Linked DNA regions of Homo sapiens: region 2 is linked to region 1. A link is a contact called in ENCODE Hi-C or POLR2A ChIA-PET data. All regions are on one chromosome and are shown on one strand. Each heading gives the region's core, a stretch centred on a gene start or an enhancer-like site at or near the end of the contact. The rest is flanking DNA. Distances are from core to core; before and after follow the strand shown. Region 1 overlaps SLC30A7 (solute carrier family 30 member 7). Region 2 overlaps DPH5 (diphthamide biosynthesis 5).

What was found. A loop is a pair of places that touch in the nucleus more often than their neighbours do. ChIA-PET counts read pairs that join two places held with the same protein, here RNA polymerase II (POLR2A). Pooled maps may share reads with other maps.
Region 2: a loop to region 1 is called in a map of HepG2, with 3 times the contacts of the local background. The contact joins two enhancer-like sites. A Hi-C loop is called at or near these places in 2 of 168 maps with a recorded cell type or tissue (HepG2 and right cardiac atrium) and 7 of 50 pooled maps. POLR2A ChIA-PET finds 5 or more read pairs at or near these places in 4 of 52 experiments (CD4-positive, alpha-beta T cell, CD4-positive, alpha-beta memory T cell, activated T-cell and 1 more).

Annotation. Positions count from the first base shown.
Region 1 is chr1:100,944,762-100,952,361 of GRCh38, reverse strand. The region is part of intron 8 of SLC30A7 (solute carrier family 30 member 7); the gene reads right to left. Among named protein-coding and RNA genes, the nearest start is that of SLC30A7, 52 kb to the right of the region's middle. RefSeq lists an enhancer at 2,537-2,586. Within about 2 kb of position 2,666, at least 7 of the 41 ENCODE cell types and tissues checked have a DNase peak (open chromatin) inside an H3K27ac peak, as active enhancers do.
Region 2 is chr1:101,001,793-101,009,392 of GRCh38, reverse strand. All of the region lies in intron 4 of DPH5 (diphthamide biosynthesis 5), which reads left to right. Among named protein-coding and RNA genes, the nearest start is that of DPH5, 20 kb to the left of the region's middle. Within about 2 kb of position 6,237, at least 7 of the 41 ENCODE cell types and tissues checked have a DNase peak (open chromatin) inside an H3K27ac peak, as active enhancers do.

The sequences.
Region 1 (7,600 bases), core at 1,417-3,916:
AGGTAGGTATTATCATTGTCCCCATTTTAAAGATGAAAAATTGAGTCACAGAGAAGCTAAGTGACTTGTCCAAGCTCACACAGCTAAAAAGTTAAAACAGCATTTGAACCCAGGCACTCTGGCTATATAGTGAATTTGTGCGTGTGTGTATGTATGTGTGTGACTTAAAATAGCACAAATTAATTATCTTGCAGTTCTGGAGGTCAGAAGTCCAAAATACGTTCCATTGGGCTAAAATCAAGGTGTCACATGCTCTAGAAAGAATCTGTTTCCTTGACTTTCGTGACATCTAGAGGTCACCTGCATTCCTTGGCCCCGGCCTCTTCCTCCATCTTCAAAGCCAGCAGCATAGCCTCTTCAGATTTGTCTTTGACTCTGACTCTTCTGCCTTCCACTTCCATCTTTTAAGATCCCTTTTTTATTATATTGGGCCCACTTGGATAATACAGAATAATCTCCCATCTCAAAATCTTTAACTTAATTACATCTGAAAAGTCTCTTTTGTGAAGTAAGGTAATATATTCACAGGTTTCAGGGATTAGGACTTGGCCATCTTTGGGGCCATTCTTCTGCCCAGCCATTCTTCTTACCCTAGCCAGGTGGGTAAGGAGGGAGAAATCAGGAGGTTGTTGGCAGGACCTCACTGGCCAGAGGAGGGTCTGAGTTAGGTCCTCCAGGTGGGAAGACTTTTCACAACATGGAGAGGATTGCAGGCAGGCTGAGCAGCACGAACAAAGGCACAGCAGTTACCACGAGCCTGGCATGAGCACACTGGGCAGTAGGGAGACAGTGCTAACTGAAGAAAAGAGGTGCACCTTGGAGCATTATGGGAAGTAATGCTGTGGAAAAGTTGGGTTCCATTCTTCTTCAACTACGAGACTTGGAGGGTAGTGCCTCCTTTTTCACAAGCAACATGTTAGTATAATTTGTGGATCTTCTTTGCTGAAAATTAGGAATGGATTAACTAAGATTCTATAACAAAGCTTTTTTTTCTGATTAGCATTTTTCTGTCTTTTCTGATTCCTTTAACCTGATTCCCTTTTTCGCTGTTATTTGTTGTTATTGCTTTGCTTTTTCTAAATGAGTTCTAGCTTTGTAGTAGACAAAGGGGTACTTTGTGTCAGTACCCTGACATACCCCTCCCCTGCTTCGCACCCCTTTTCCTTCTAACTGCCAGCATTTCACCTAACATCTTTCTCTAACCCCAAAGCTTGCTTTGCATATCTGCCAAGTGGAAAAAATCTGATTCACACTCCCTCACTTTTCAGCAGCTGTCTTCCAACGACTGAGGAGTTGGTCTATAAATCCCATTTCCCTTCTTCCCCTCCAGTGGGATAACTCTGAAACATGACTCCTACGCTGGCTCCCCGAGTTACTCAGCAACTTAAGCTCCTGTTGCCTATAGTGGTAACTTAATTGACACTGAACCCGATGCTGGCTCCTTCCCTTCCCTGTCTCACTTCTCCACTCCTCTACAGGTGTTTGTTAGGATCACCTCCCAGATAAACTACTTGCACTTGAATCCATGTCACAGGGGGACATGAATCATGTCTCTAGGGCAACCCAAACTAAAATAGGATTTCATCAACATAGTGAGTGCTTTTAACTAGTCGGGGTTAAAGTTATAAAAGTGACTTTGTGGGCTCTTTCAGAGAACTTTGCCTACAGTAAAGTCCTGATTTTAGGAGAAGCTGATTTTTAAAGTGTATAAAAGGACCAGCCCACAGAAAAAAATGCAAAAGCTCAGGAAAACATCAACAGTAAAAATAACCCCAGTGGACCTTGGCAAGAGGCAGTGATAGAAAACAATGTGAAAGTTTTCTGCCATCATAGAGCTGACTGGTACAGTCAAATGACATGACCAAAAACAAATCTCTGACACCCAATTTCCATTCTGGGCCCAAACTCCATGCTGACTTCCAAAGTTACATGTTTAAGTAAACCTAAATTGTGAAATAAAAACAAAGAAAAAGAACTCTTATTTAACTGATTACCTAAAATACAAAATTTTAAATAACACTGTGAGAATATATTTTTTATTGAATATCTCAAAGTAAGTTAATTGCTACTTACACTGGATGCTAACCATATTAAAATATTTAGTTGCTGAGGTATGACTGGAATTCATGTTTCCAAAGGATTAATTAAGCAAAACAACAGATTAATTTAAGGGCAGGCTATACCCAGTGGTGGAGAGTTTGAAATTAACATACAGATTAAGAGTGACCATTAAAACTAAAGAACCACTGCAGCTCCCAGCGTGATCGACGCAGAAGACGGGTGATTCCTGCATTTCCAACTGAAGTACCTGGTTCATCTCACAGGGCCTGGTTGGACAGTGGGTGCACCCTGCAGAGAGCGAGCTGAAGCAGGGTGGGGCATCACCTCACCCAGGAAGTGCAAGGGGTTGGGGGATTTCCCTTTCCTAGCCAAGGGAAGCCATGACAGACTGTACCTGGGAAAAGGGGACACTCCCACCTACATACTGCACTTTTCCCATGGTCTGAGCAACCGGCAGACCAGGAGATTCTCTCTCATGCCTGGCTTAGTGGGTCCCATACCCACAGAGCCTTGCTCACTGCTAGTGCAGCAGTCTGAGATCGACCTGCAATGCTGCAGCCTGGCTGGGGGAGGGGCATCTGTATTGCTGAGGCTTGAGTAGGTAAACAAAACAGCCAGGAAGCTCAAACTGGGAGGGGCCCACCGCAGCTCAGTAAGGCCTACTGTCTCTACAGACTCCACCTCTGTGGGCAAGGCATAGCTGAACAAAAGGCAGCAGAAACTTCTGCAGACTTAAACGTCCCTGTCTGATAGCTCTGAAGAGAGCAGTGGTTCTCCTAGCATGGTGTTTTGAGCACTGAGAACGGACAGACTGCCTCCTCAAGTGGGTTCCTGACCCCCATGAAGCCTAACTGGGAGACACCTCCCAGTAGGGGCTGACAGACACCTCACACAGGCGGGTGCCCCTCTGGGATGAAGCTTCCAGAGGAAGGATCAGGCAGCAATATTTGCTGTTCTGCAGCCTCCGCTGGTGATACCCAGAAAAACAGGGTCTGGAGTGGACCTACAGCAAACTCCAACAGACCTGAAGCTGAGGGACCTGACTGTTACAAGGAAAGCTAACAAACAGAAAGGCATAGCATCAACCTCAACAAAAAAAGACATCTACACCAAAACCCCATCATAGACCAAAGGTAGATAAAACCACAAGATGGGGAGAAACCAGAGCAGAAAAGCTGAAAATTCTAAAAACCAGAGCGCCTCTTCTCCTCCAAAGGATCGCAGCTCCTCACCAGCAACAGAACAAAGCTGGACTTAGACGAGTTGACAGAAGTAGGCTTCAGAAGATCAGTAATAACAAACTTCTCCAAGCTAAAGGAGCATGTTCTAACCCATCACGAGGAAGTTAAAAACCTTGAAAAAAGGTTAGATGAATGACTAACTAAACAGTGTAGAGAAGACCTTAAATGACCTAAGGGAGCTTAAAACCATGGCATGAGAACTTCATGACGCATGCACAAGCTTCAATAGCCAATTTGATCAAGTGGAAGAAGGGTATCAGTGATTAAAGATCAAATTAATGAAATAAAGCAAGAAGACAAGTTTAGAGAAAAAAGTAAAAAGTAACAAAGCCTCCAAGAAATACAGGACTACGTGAAAAGACTAAATCTACGTTTGACTAGTATACCTGAAAGTGACAGGAAGAATGGAACAAAGTTGGAAAACACTCTTCAGGATATTATCCAGGAGAACGTCCCCAACCTAGCAAGGCAGGCCAACATACAAATTCAGGAAATATAAAGAACACCACAAAGATAGTCCTCGACAAGACCAACCCCAAGACACACAATTGTCAGATTCGCCAAGGTTGAAATGCAGGAAAAAAATGTTAAGGGCAGCCAGAGAGAAAGGTCGGGTTACCCACAAAGAGAAGCCCATCAGACAAACAGTGGATCTCTCAGCAGAAACCCTAAAAGCCAGAAGAGAGTGGGGGCCAATATTTAAATTTCTTAAAGAAAAGAATTTTCAACCCAGAATTTCATATCCAGCCAAACTAAGCTTCATAAGCGAAGGAGAAATAAAATCTTTTACAGACAAGCAAATGTGGAGAGATTCTGTGGGCCTGCCTTACAAGAGTTCCTGAAGGAAACACTAAACATGGAAAGGAACAACCAGCACCAGCCACTGCAAAAACATGCCAAATTGTAAAGACCATCGATGCTATGAAGAAACTGCATCAATTAATGGGCAAAATAACCAGCTAACATCATAATGACAGGATCAAATTCACACATAACAATATTAACCTTAAATGTAAATGGGTTAAATGCCCCAATTAAAAGACACAGACTGGCAAACTGGATAAAGAGTCAAGACCCATCAGTGTGCTGTATTCAGGAGACCCATCTCACATGCAGAGACACATATCGGCTCAAAGTAAAGGGATGGAGGAAGATCTACCAAGCAAACGGCAAGCAAAAAAAGAGCAGGGATTGCAATCCTAGTCTCTGATAAAACAGACTTTAAAACAACAAAGATCAAAAGAGACAAAAGAAGGCCATTACATAATGGTAAAGGGATCAATTCAACAAGAAGAGCTAACTATCCTAAATATATATGGACCCAACAGAGGAGCACCCAGATTCATAAAGCAAGTCCTTAGAGACCTACAAAGAGACTTAGACTCCAACACAATAATAATGGGAGACTTTAACACCCCACTCTCAATATCAGAACAAGACAGAGGGTTAACAAGGATGTCCAGGACTTGAACTCAACTCTGCACTAAGCGAAATTAACAGACATCTACAGAACTCTCCACCCCAAATCAACAGAATATACATTCTTCTCAGCACCACATCACACTTATTCTAAAATTGACCACATAATTGGAAGTAAAGCACTCCTCAGCAAATGTAAAAGAACAGAAATCACAACAAACTCTCAGATCACAGTGCAATCAAATTAGAACTCAGGATTAAGAAACTCACTCAAAACCACACAAGTACATGGAAACTGAACAACCTGTTCCTGAATGACTACTGGGTAAATAATGAAATGAAGGCAGAAATAAAGATGTTCTTAGAAACCAATGAAAACAACGACACAATGTACCAGAATCTCTGGGACACATTTAAAGCAGTGTGCAGTGGGAAAATTATAGCACTAAAGGCTCACAAGAGAAATCTGGAAAGATCTAAAATCAATACCCTAATATCACAATTAAAATAACTAGAAAACCAAGAGCAAACAAATACAAAAGCTAGCAGAAGGCAAGAAATTCCTCTATGCAAATAAACTAGAAAATCTAGAAGAAATGGATAAATTCCTTGACACATACACCCTCCCAAGACTAAACGAGGAAGAAGTTGAATCTCTGAATAGACCAGTAACAAGCTCTGAAATTGAGGCAATAATTAACAGCCTACCAACCAAAAAAAGTCCAGGACCAGACAGATTCACAGCTGAATTCTACCAGAGGTACAAAGAAGAGCTGGTACCATTCCTTCTGAAACTATTCCAATCAATAGAAAAAGAGGGCATCCTCCCTAACTCATTTTATGAGGCCAGCATCATGCAGATACCAAAGCCCGGCAGAGACACTACAAAAAAAAGAAAATTTTGGAACAATATCTTTAATGAACATCGATGCAAAAATCCTCAATAAAATACTGGCAAACCAAATCCAGCAGCACATCAAAAAGCTTATCCACCATGATCAAGTGGGCTTCATCTCTGGGATGCAAGGCTGGTTCAACATATGCAAATCAATAAACGTAATCCATCACATAAACTGAACCAACTACAAAAACCACATGATTATCTCAAAAGATGCAGAAAAGGCCTTTGACAAAATTCAACAGGACTTAATGCTTAAAAACTCTCAAACTAGGGATTGATGGAATCTATCTCAAAATAATAAAAGCTATTTATCACAAACCCACAGCCAATATCATACTAAATGGGCAAAAACTGGAAGCATTTCCTTTGAAAACCGGCACAAGACAAGGATACCCCCTCTCACCACTCCTGTTCAACATAGTGTTGGAAGTTCTGGCCAGGGCAATCAGGCAAGAGAAAGAAAGAAACGGTATTCAATTAGGAAAAGAGGAAGTCAAATTGTCCCTGTTTGCAGATGACATGAATGTATATTTAGAAAACTCCCATCATCTCAGCCCAAAATCTCCTTAAGCTGATAAGCAACTTCAGCAAAGTCTCAGGATACAAAATCAATGTGCAAAAATCACAAGCATTCCTATACACCGATAACAGACAAAGAGAGAGCCAAATCATGAGTGAACTTCCATTCACAATTGCTTCAAAGAGAATAAAATACCTAGGAATCCAACTTACAGGGGATGTGAAGGACCTCTTCAAGGAGAACTACAAACCACTGCTCAATGAAATAAGAGGACACAAATGAATAGAAGAACATTTCATGCTTGTGGATAGGAAGAATCAATATCATGAAAATGGCCATACTGCCCAAGGTAATTTATAGATTCAATACCATTCCCATCAAGCTACCAAGGACTGTCTTCACAGAATTGGAAAAAACTACTTGAAAGTCCATATGGAACCAAAAAAGAGCCCGCATTGCCAAGACAATCCTAAGCAAAAAGAACAAAGCTGGAGGCATCACGTTACCTGACTTCAAACTATACTATGAGGCTACAGTAACCAAAATAGCATGCTACTGGTACCAAAACAGAGATATAGACCAATGGAACAGAACAGAGGCCCCAGAAATAATACCACACATCTACAACCATCTGATCTTTGACAAACCTGAAAAAAACAAGAAATGGGGAAAGGATTCCCTATTTAATAAATGGTGCTGGGAAAACTGGCTAGCCATATGTAGAAAGCTGAAACTGGATCCTTTCCTTACACCTTATACAAAAATTAATTCAAGATGGATTAAAGACTTAAATGTTAGACCTAAAACCATAAAACCCCTAGAAGAAAACCTAGGCAATACCATTCAGGACATAAGCATGGGCAAGGACTTCATGACTAAAACACCAAAAGCAATGGCAACAAAAGCCAAAAGAGACAAATGAGATCTAATTAAACTAAAGAGCTTCTGCACAGCAAAAGAAACTACCGTCAGAGTGAACAGGCAACCTACAGAATGGGAGAAAATTTTTGCAATCTACCCATCTGACAAAGGGCTAATATCCAGAATCTACAAAGAACTTAAAACAAATTTACAAGAAAAAAACAACCCCATCAAAAAGTGGGAGAAGGATATGAACAGACATTTCTCAAAAGAAGACATTTATGCAGCCAACGGACACATGAAAAAATGCTCATCATCACTGGCCATCAGAGAAATGCAAATCACAACCACAATGAGATACCATCTCATGCCAGTTAGAATGGCGATCATTAAAAAGTCAGGAAACAACAGATGTTGGAGAGGTTGTGGAGAAATAGGAACGCTTTTACACTGTTGGTGGGAGTGTAAATTAGTTCAACCATTGTGGAAGACTGTGGCGATTCCTCAAGGATCTAGAACTAGAAATACCACTTGACCCAGTGATCCCACAAAGGATTATAAATCATGCTACTATAAAGACACATGCACACGTATGTT
Region 2 (7,600 bases), core at 4,988-7,487, 53 kb before region 1:
GGTTTGTACCCCCAAAGACTTGTCTATAGGCCTGGATTCTTCTATTACTACTGCTCGATTGGCTTCCTACTTTGATTGGTTCTGTTAAACTTGTTATTGCTAGAGCAGTTGCCTCCTGTCACTAAGAGCCCTGTGCCAGTCTTTCTGTGCTTTCAGGACCATAGATTAATCATAGAATTGATTATGTGGAAGAGTATGATTAGGTTTATCTTACTCCTAGACTCTTGAGGGTATGGATGTTGCCTTGAAGTCTCTACTAATGTCTTGGGAAGAGTTAAAGTCATGGGGTAGGTATTAAATACATGTATGTTAAATGAAAGAAGCCAGACATAGAAGATCATGTATTATTTGATTCTGTTTACATGAAGTGTCCCCAAAAGGCAAATCTGTAGAGACAGAAAGTAATTAATGGTTGTTTGGGGCTGGGCATTACAGGGATTGACTGTGAATGGACATAAGGGGTCTTAGTTGGGTGATGAAAAATGTTCTAAAACTAAGTATGGCAGTGGTTGCACAGCGTGGTAATTTACTAAAAAGCATTGAATCATATGCTTGGAAGAGTTATTGTTATGTGATGATAATGCAGTAAAGTGGTTAAAAAAATGAATTATACGAAGTTAGCTAGATAGGCAAGAGGGCAGAAGGCATTCCTAACAGAGAGAGAAGTGTAGTTAAAAGAGAGAGTCTTGGAAGCACTTTAGGGAATCTGTAAGGTATTGCAGTAACACACACACACATACAAATATGTGCATACATAAATACCAAAGAAACCTTGGCTGTCTAGGGAGTCAGTTAACACGAGGCTTAGAATATATCTATGTTGAATAAGAATAGACTACATATTGGGTAGAATTGGTAGAGGAAAAATATAATGGAAAAGATTTAGAATTGAACTTCAACTTAAAAGCCCTTGTTTTACTTCTTGCCTAGGCAGTAACTAAGGCGTCATCTTCTCTGGATCTCAGATTACTTTACTGTAAGGGTATGTGGTGAGGATTGGGAGGGAGACTGGATGAGAATGTTGGTTTTCAAACCACACCATGATGTATGAAGATGCTTTAGGGATTCTGCAGACAATGAAGTAATGACATAACACTAAATAACAGAGATTTAGATCCTCAGGGAGCCCAATCATTATCTTTAACTCTATTGATGTTTTACTTAAGAGTAGTTCATTTAGAAAAAAAGAACTAAATGTACACTAAGTGCCAGTAAGATGTATGAAAATTACTAAACTAGATAAGGTCTAATATAGATTTGGAAGCCAAAAAGCCAGCCTCTTTTCCAACATTTAGCAAAGATTATCTTGACTGAGATACTTTAGGTACTCAAATTTTCATTCAATAAATTTTAGGATTTTTCACATTAAAATAATAGTTATAAACACATATACTTTAAAATCATGTTTTTAAATTCCTAACATATTTCTAACACTTGTATTTGTTTAACATTTTGCAGATTTTTCTAATGAAAGAAAAGCCTATTTGTATGTCTAAAGCCAGGCATGTTGGTTGTGTTTAGATGTCCTGGTAATGAAAATTTGCTTAATAAATTGAGGATCACTCTTAATAAATCCGAGATTTTTCTCAATACACAGAAGATAGGAGAATAAAGCACTTTTCTTTGTTTTTTTTTTTTGGTTTTTGTTTTTGTTTCTGTTTTTTTGTTTTTTTCGGGGGGGACGGAGTCTTGCTCTGTCGCCCAGGCTGGAGTGCAATGGCGCGATCTCAGCTCACTGCAAGCTCCACCTCCCGGGTTCATGCCATTCTCCTGCCTCAGCCTCCCGAGTAGCTGGGACTACAGGCGCCCACCACCACACCCAGCAAATTTTTTTCATATTTTTAGTAGAGACGGGGTTTCACTGTGTTAGCCAGGATGGTCTCAATCTCCTGACCTCGTGATCTGCCTGCCTAGGCCTCCCAAAGTGCTGGGATTACAGGCATGAGCCACCGCGCCCGGCCAAAGTCCTTTTCTTGAATTCTTGAGTTTAACATTTCTGCAGAAGCAGTTAGCTTAGACATACAGAATCAGAATTGCTTCCATTTAGCATTGTTCCTGCTTTAGAAGAACCATTTTCCTTGATAATAAATGATTTCTATGCTCACAGAAAATTAGGAAGATATATTGAGTATAAAAAGAAAATAAAAAAGCATCCATAGTACCACCACCTAGAGATATCCACAGTTACCAATTTTGGCACATTTCAGTCTTTTTATTCAACACTTAGTATGTGTATATTTACTTGATCTTATAGGCCAAACAAATATTAGAAAAAATTACAAATTCTGAAATACTTCTTTGTATAGAATTTTATTATCTTTCTTAATCATTTGTGTGATAGAATATATTAGTTCTCTTGTAGAAATTTGGTGACTGAAATGGTTTTAAAACATTTTAAAAGGCAGATAAATGAGACAGTTCCATGAAACCAGGTAGCAATGATTTCAGATAAAAACTGCATTATCAGTTGTGGCTGACTTCAGAGAAAAGGTTGTATAATTTCCTATCATTGTGAAATGTTTCCACTTTCTCTTGCTATTGCATGAGTGACCTTGAGTATTGCCATATGTTCATCTGTTTATATAATGCATTTCTAGTTTGGAAAAATGTATATTACTTTCAGAAAGTAACAACTCATTTCCTCTCTTTTTTTTAATACCACAACATTCATTGTGATAGTCAGCATTGTCGACCTTGTAGTGATTCTTATCGTTACTTTTCAGAAGCATTAATTGGTTTCATTGTTGTCCAGGGACTAATGTAGTCATGAAAAACCCTAGCTTAATACAAAGAACACCTAGTTTTAGTGTTCTTTGTATTAAGCTAGATTTTATCATCTAGAGTTCTATATCCTTCCGTGGTCTTAGAAGAAAATAATCTAAGCTCTTTCTATTCTTTTAGTCACTTAGGAACAGTTTTTGACTACCTGCTAAGTCATGAGCATATTTAATTTTTTTTCTTCCTTTCTGTTTCCACTTATTACTGGTTCTAATCATTATTTTTTTAAATAGCCACCTTACCATCATTTTTTTCCTACTTCATAGTTTTCTTTTTAAATCGTAAATATAATTGTGCCATTCTTCTATTAAAACAATTTTGGTAAATTAATCCCCATCCTATATAGAATGTTCAGTTACTTGTATGTTGTATTAGTCCATTCTCATGCTTCTAATAAAGACATACCCAAGACTGGGAAATTGACTTTGAGGTCAATTGTGACTCAATTTTGAGGTCAAATTGACTTTGAGGTCAATAAACTGTGGAGTTTAATTGAATCACAGTTCAGCATGGCTGGGGAGGCCTCAGAACACTTACAATTATGTCTGTAGGGGAAGCAAACACATCCTTCTTCACATGACAGCAGCAAAGAGATGCGCAGAGTAAACGGGGGAAATCCCTTTATGAAACCATCAGATCTTGTGAGAACTCACTATCACGAGAACAGCATGGAGGTAACTGCTCCCCCCCTCACCTCCCCCACTACCGGGTCCCTCCCACAACATGTGGGGATTATAGGAACTACAATTCAAGATGAGATTTGGTTGGGGACACAGCCAAGCCATGTTATATATGTTTATGACTTTATCATATTATAAACTCTTTGATTTACTCATTTTCCTATCTGCCATTGCATTCTATCACAGTGCCATGCATATAATGAATATGTCACAAGTACTTGCTGAGTTGAATTTCTTATTTATTTTTTCCCCCAACCCCCTGCCTTCCACCCTGGAGTTCGATCTTGTCTTTGAAATTATATGCTGTAAATTGTCATTTTAAAATTTAATTTACAAGTGGCTCTCATTTATGTGTGAGAATAAATCTTGTAGCTCTTCTGTCTACGTAGTCATTCAACTTTATGTACCTAGTGTGTGGCCATGTGCATACTCTTCCTTAGTGTCATCAAAAATCAATGTTACATCAATGGCATGCAAATTGTATGTGGGGATAAAAACAACAACAAACAAAACCCATCCCCAAGAACAGTATTCTGTATAGAAGAGAAAACTAGTCACTCTTGATTATGTGGTTTTGTGGTACAGTTTTTGACAGTTTTGCTGGCTTGGCTTTCTTTCACTTCACAGATTTAACTGATTTAATTTAGGATATAAATACATGATACTTGCAGGGCTTAATAGAGTTCTTAGCAAGTTTAATTTTTCTTAACAGATTTTTTTAGCTTTAATACCACAGAAAATATTTTTATTTGTTATACAAAATAACAAAAGCATTGAAATCTAAAATGGAGTTTTACAAAGCATCTATGCTTCTAAAAGGAAAGAAATATTGATGGCTATGAGATGAGTTAGGAGACTGTTAAGGTTATTCAGGCAAGTGATATTGAGGGCTCAAACCATGGTTGTAGGGAAAGAAATGAGTAGTCAGCTACATAAAATATACAGCAGAATTTACAGGAATTGGCACTAAATAAGATGTCAGGAATTAGATATATGTTTAGAGAGAAGTCAGGCACAGTTAGCTATTTCTGGGTAATGGCTTAATGCCATTTTAAATATTGCCCAAGACTTCCCGCCTCTGTTACTTTGTTCATAGTATCTCATTCTTTCCCCATGTTCGGCTTCTCCAGTCTTAAATCTTAACTGTCTTTCAAGGTCTAGCTTACGCCTTGTATTTTCAGAAGATGCCTTCAGATGCCCTCTTAGTGGGGGAAATGCTGAATCCTTATAATGCTTAGAGTCTATAGCATATTTAATAATAATTACTACTACCTACTATTGTCTTTCTTGAGCATCTTCTAACTAGATTGTGCCTTATGCCTAATGAGTGGATGTTTTGAGTTTTTTTGGGTTTTGTCCTAGATAAAACATAATCCAATATAAGTTAGGTAAACTGCTTTCTCTATAGGTTACTCCAGGTTAAAATTTAAAAAGGCCTGTGTTTACCTACTGTTTCTTACAAAACAGCTGTTTTTTTAGTCTTTAAATTTAGATTTGCAGCAATAATGTTTTGGAGGAAAAATGATCACAGCACAAAGGCTTATATGAATATTATAGGATGGTTCAATACTTAGGCTTCTGCAATCTCAGTTCTCATCACTGTGTGACTTTGCTCTAGTATAGTTCACTGGTAAGCCCTTCGATTGTGAAACACAAAGAACTGGTTCTTTTGTTCTTTGAGGTATTGACATATGGTGAAATTGTTTGCATAATGTTCCAGGATTCACTGAAGAAGTTTGCACCACAGCTACAGGAGTGGTTACAGTTTATAAATCAGGGTCCTGGAGAGCAGTGCTTGTGTGAGGTTTTCTTTAATCTCTCAAATTAGACAATTCAAAGACACTGCTACACAAAATGCTTTAGTGTTTATATGTGACTTGCATCTCAATTCTTTCTTAAGTGGTCTGTCACTTTCTTTTTGAATGAAGAACTTATTTCCTTCCATGACTGTATTCCCATGACTCTTAAAGTATTTAAGACTCATTTAAAGTATGTATTATTGCATATATAATTTTTTTAACAGTTTTACCTTGAAGCTTTTTTATGGAATAATACTAATATTTCATAGTTTGATCTGAGATGTGAAAAATCCTTTTTAGAATGTAAACAGTTGAACTTGTCAGAATGAAATCATAAATGTAGTTTCAAGTATTTAGTAATATTTTTGAGCTTACTCCAATAAGGAAAGCAGTTGGATTAAAGCAGGACACAGCATTTTAGAACATCTTCATTATTAAAACATTATCATTATTATATCATCAAATTCCTAACACTAAGACTTTTCCATGTGCAAGGCACTACTAGGCACTCTGCATACTTTGTGTCATTTAACCCTTAAAAACCACATTTTTATGTTTACAGTTATTATACCCATTTTGTAGAAGGGTTCCTCCCAAGGATTGGGAATGTTACTTGACTTGTCCATGATTAATCATAGTAAGAACCAGTGCCATGACTGCAGAGCCTTTCTCTGCTGTATGAGACATGAGCAAGACTGCACAATCCATGAGAGCCAGAGCTGTGTTTTGCCTGTCATTTTAAACCTGTGACTAGCATAATACCTGGTACATAGTAGATGATCTGTAATAAGTATTTGTTGGCTAAGTTTGCCTCTCATCACCCAATAATAATAACAAAACCCCTCAGCAGGGCCAGGACCGATCCTGGTAGCTTGGCACAGAGTGAACATATTCCTGGCATTCCACATTGGAACTAGAAATACATTGTCACAGGGAAACCTGTCACATGTGGCAGGAAGTTTCATGACTCAATACTTGGAGTTACATGGGTCTTTGTACACTGACCTGTGAATTTGATTGCTACTGAATAGCATAACTTCTATGAGATAATATGTTTTTAGGCAGCTTTCAAATGGACTTTGGGAGTAAACCTTGTTGGTAGGTAAGATGTAGGCTGTGGCCTATGAAGAACATGATGAACCTTCCCTTTAGAACTCAAAGTCACCATTATGAGTGTTGATTATAGTTTATAGGACCTCATTATGTAAAAACTGAGAAACGTTGAGCTGCTGCTCTAGGGAATTAGGGATGAAACACCTGAATGCCCCACCTTCTCTGTTTCCTTCCTGCTTGTCTTCCCCTCATATCTTGCTGAGCCTCTGAAACTGATTTGAAAAGCCTTAGGCTACTGGAAGCAGAGGATGACTAATCCTTGCTCCAGACCAGGTTCTGCATTTTTAATTGAAGAACCCAAGGCTGAGAAAAGTGACTTCCTGAAGTCACATGGCTATTTCAGGCACACGGTTAATTTGTGGCAGAGGACTAGATGTGAGTCTAGTGCTTACCAGTTCTATTATAAATTATTTCAAGTACTATTTAAATTGAATAATTAAATCTTTATACAACTTTAGTATTCTGTTTTATATTGTCTTTGAAAATAAATGTCCTTTGCTCAGTGCTGAGATAAGAACTAATATTAACCTATTGTTTCACAGTTTGAATAACTTTTTACATGTAATATGATCCTCACAACCCTAGGAGTAGGAAAAACAGAATTTTATCACTATTCCTATTTTAGATATAAAATCTTACAGTAATATCACACAGCCAACAAGTTGCAGAGCCAGAATTCAAAAGTAGATTTTCTCACATAAGATTTGAAATTGGACTCACTTAAGTGAGCTAGTTCAGCCAGTCTGGATCAGAGAAGCCAGCTTCTTGGTTGTAGTGATGGTGAACCTGGGTGGGCCACTTGTGGGTTAAAGAGAAGGTTTGGAAAAAGGCCCTCATCCCTGAACTCTATAGTGAGGGAACAAATACAATCTTGCCAAATTAAGGGACTATAGGTTTGGAACAATGACAGGAGTGAGCATATGCTTTGTTTTCTTGAGATAGTGTGATGGAAGGGAGCATTCCCTCAGGCTAGATTTAAGTGTTTATTTTTATATTAGTTAGCTATGTGACTAGCTAAGTCAGTTGCTCTTTCTAAGCCTTGATGGTCTCATCTGTAAAATGAGAACAATATTAACCTTGTGAACCCCGCTCTGATTGCTCAGAACTCTTTTTTTTTTCTCCTGGGTTCTTTGCATTTCAGTATTTTTAGCAACTATATAGCTAAATTATGAAATTGTTACACATGTTCCTATACAGAATGCAGAAATACTAGAAACTTATTACTGAAAC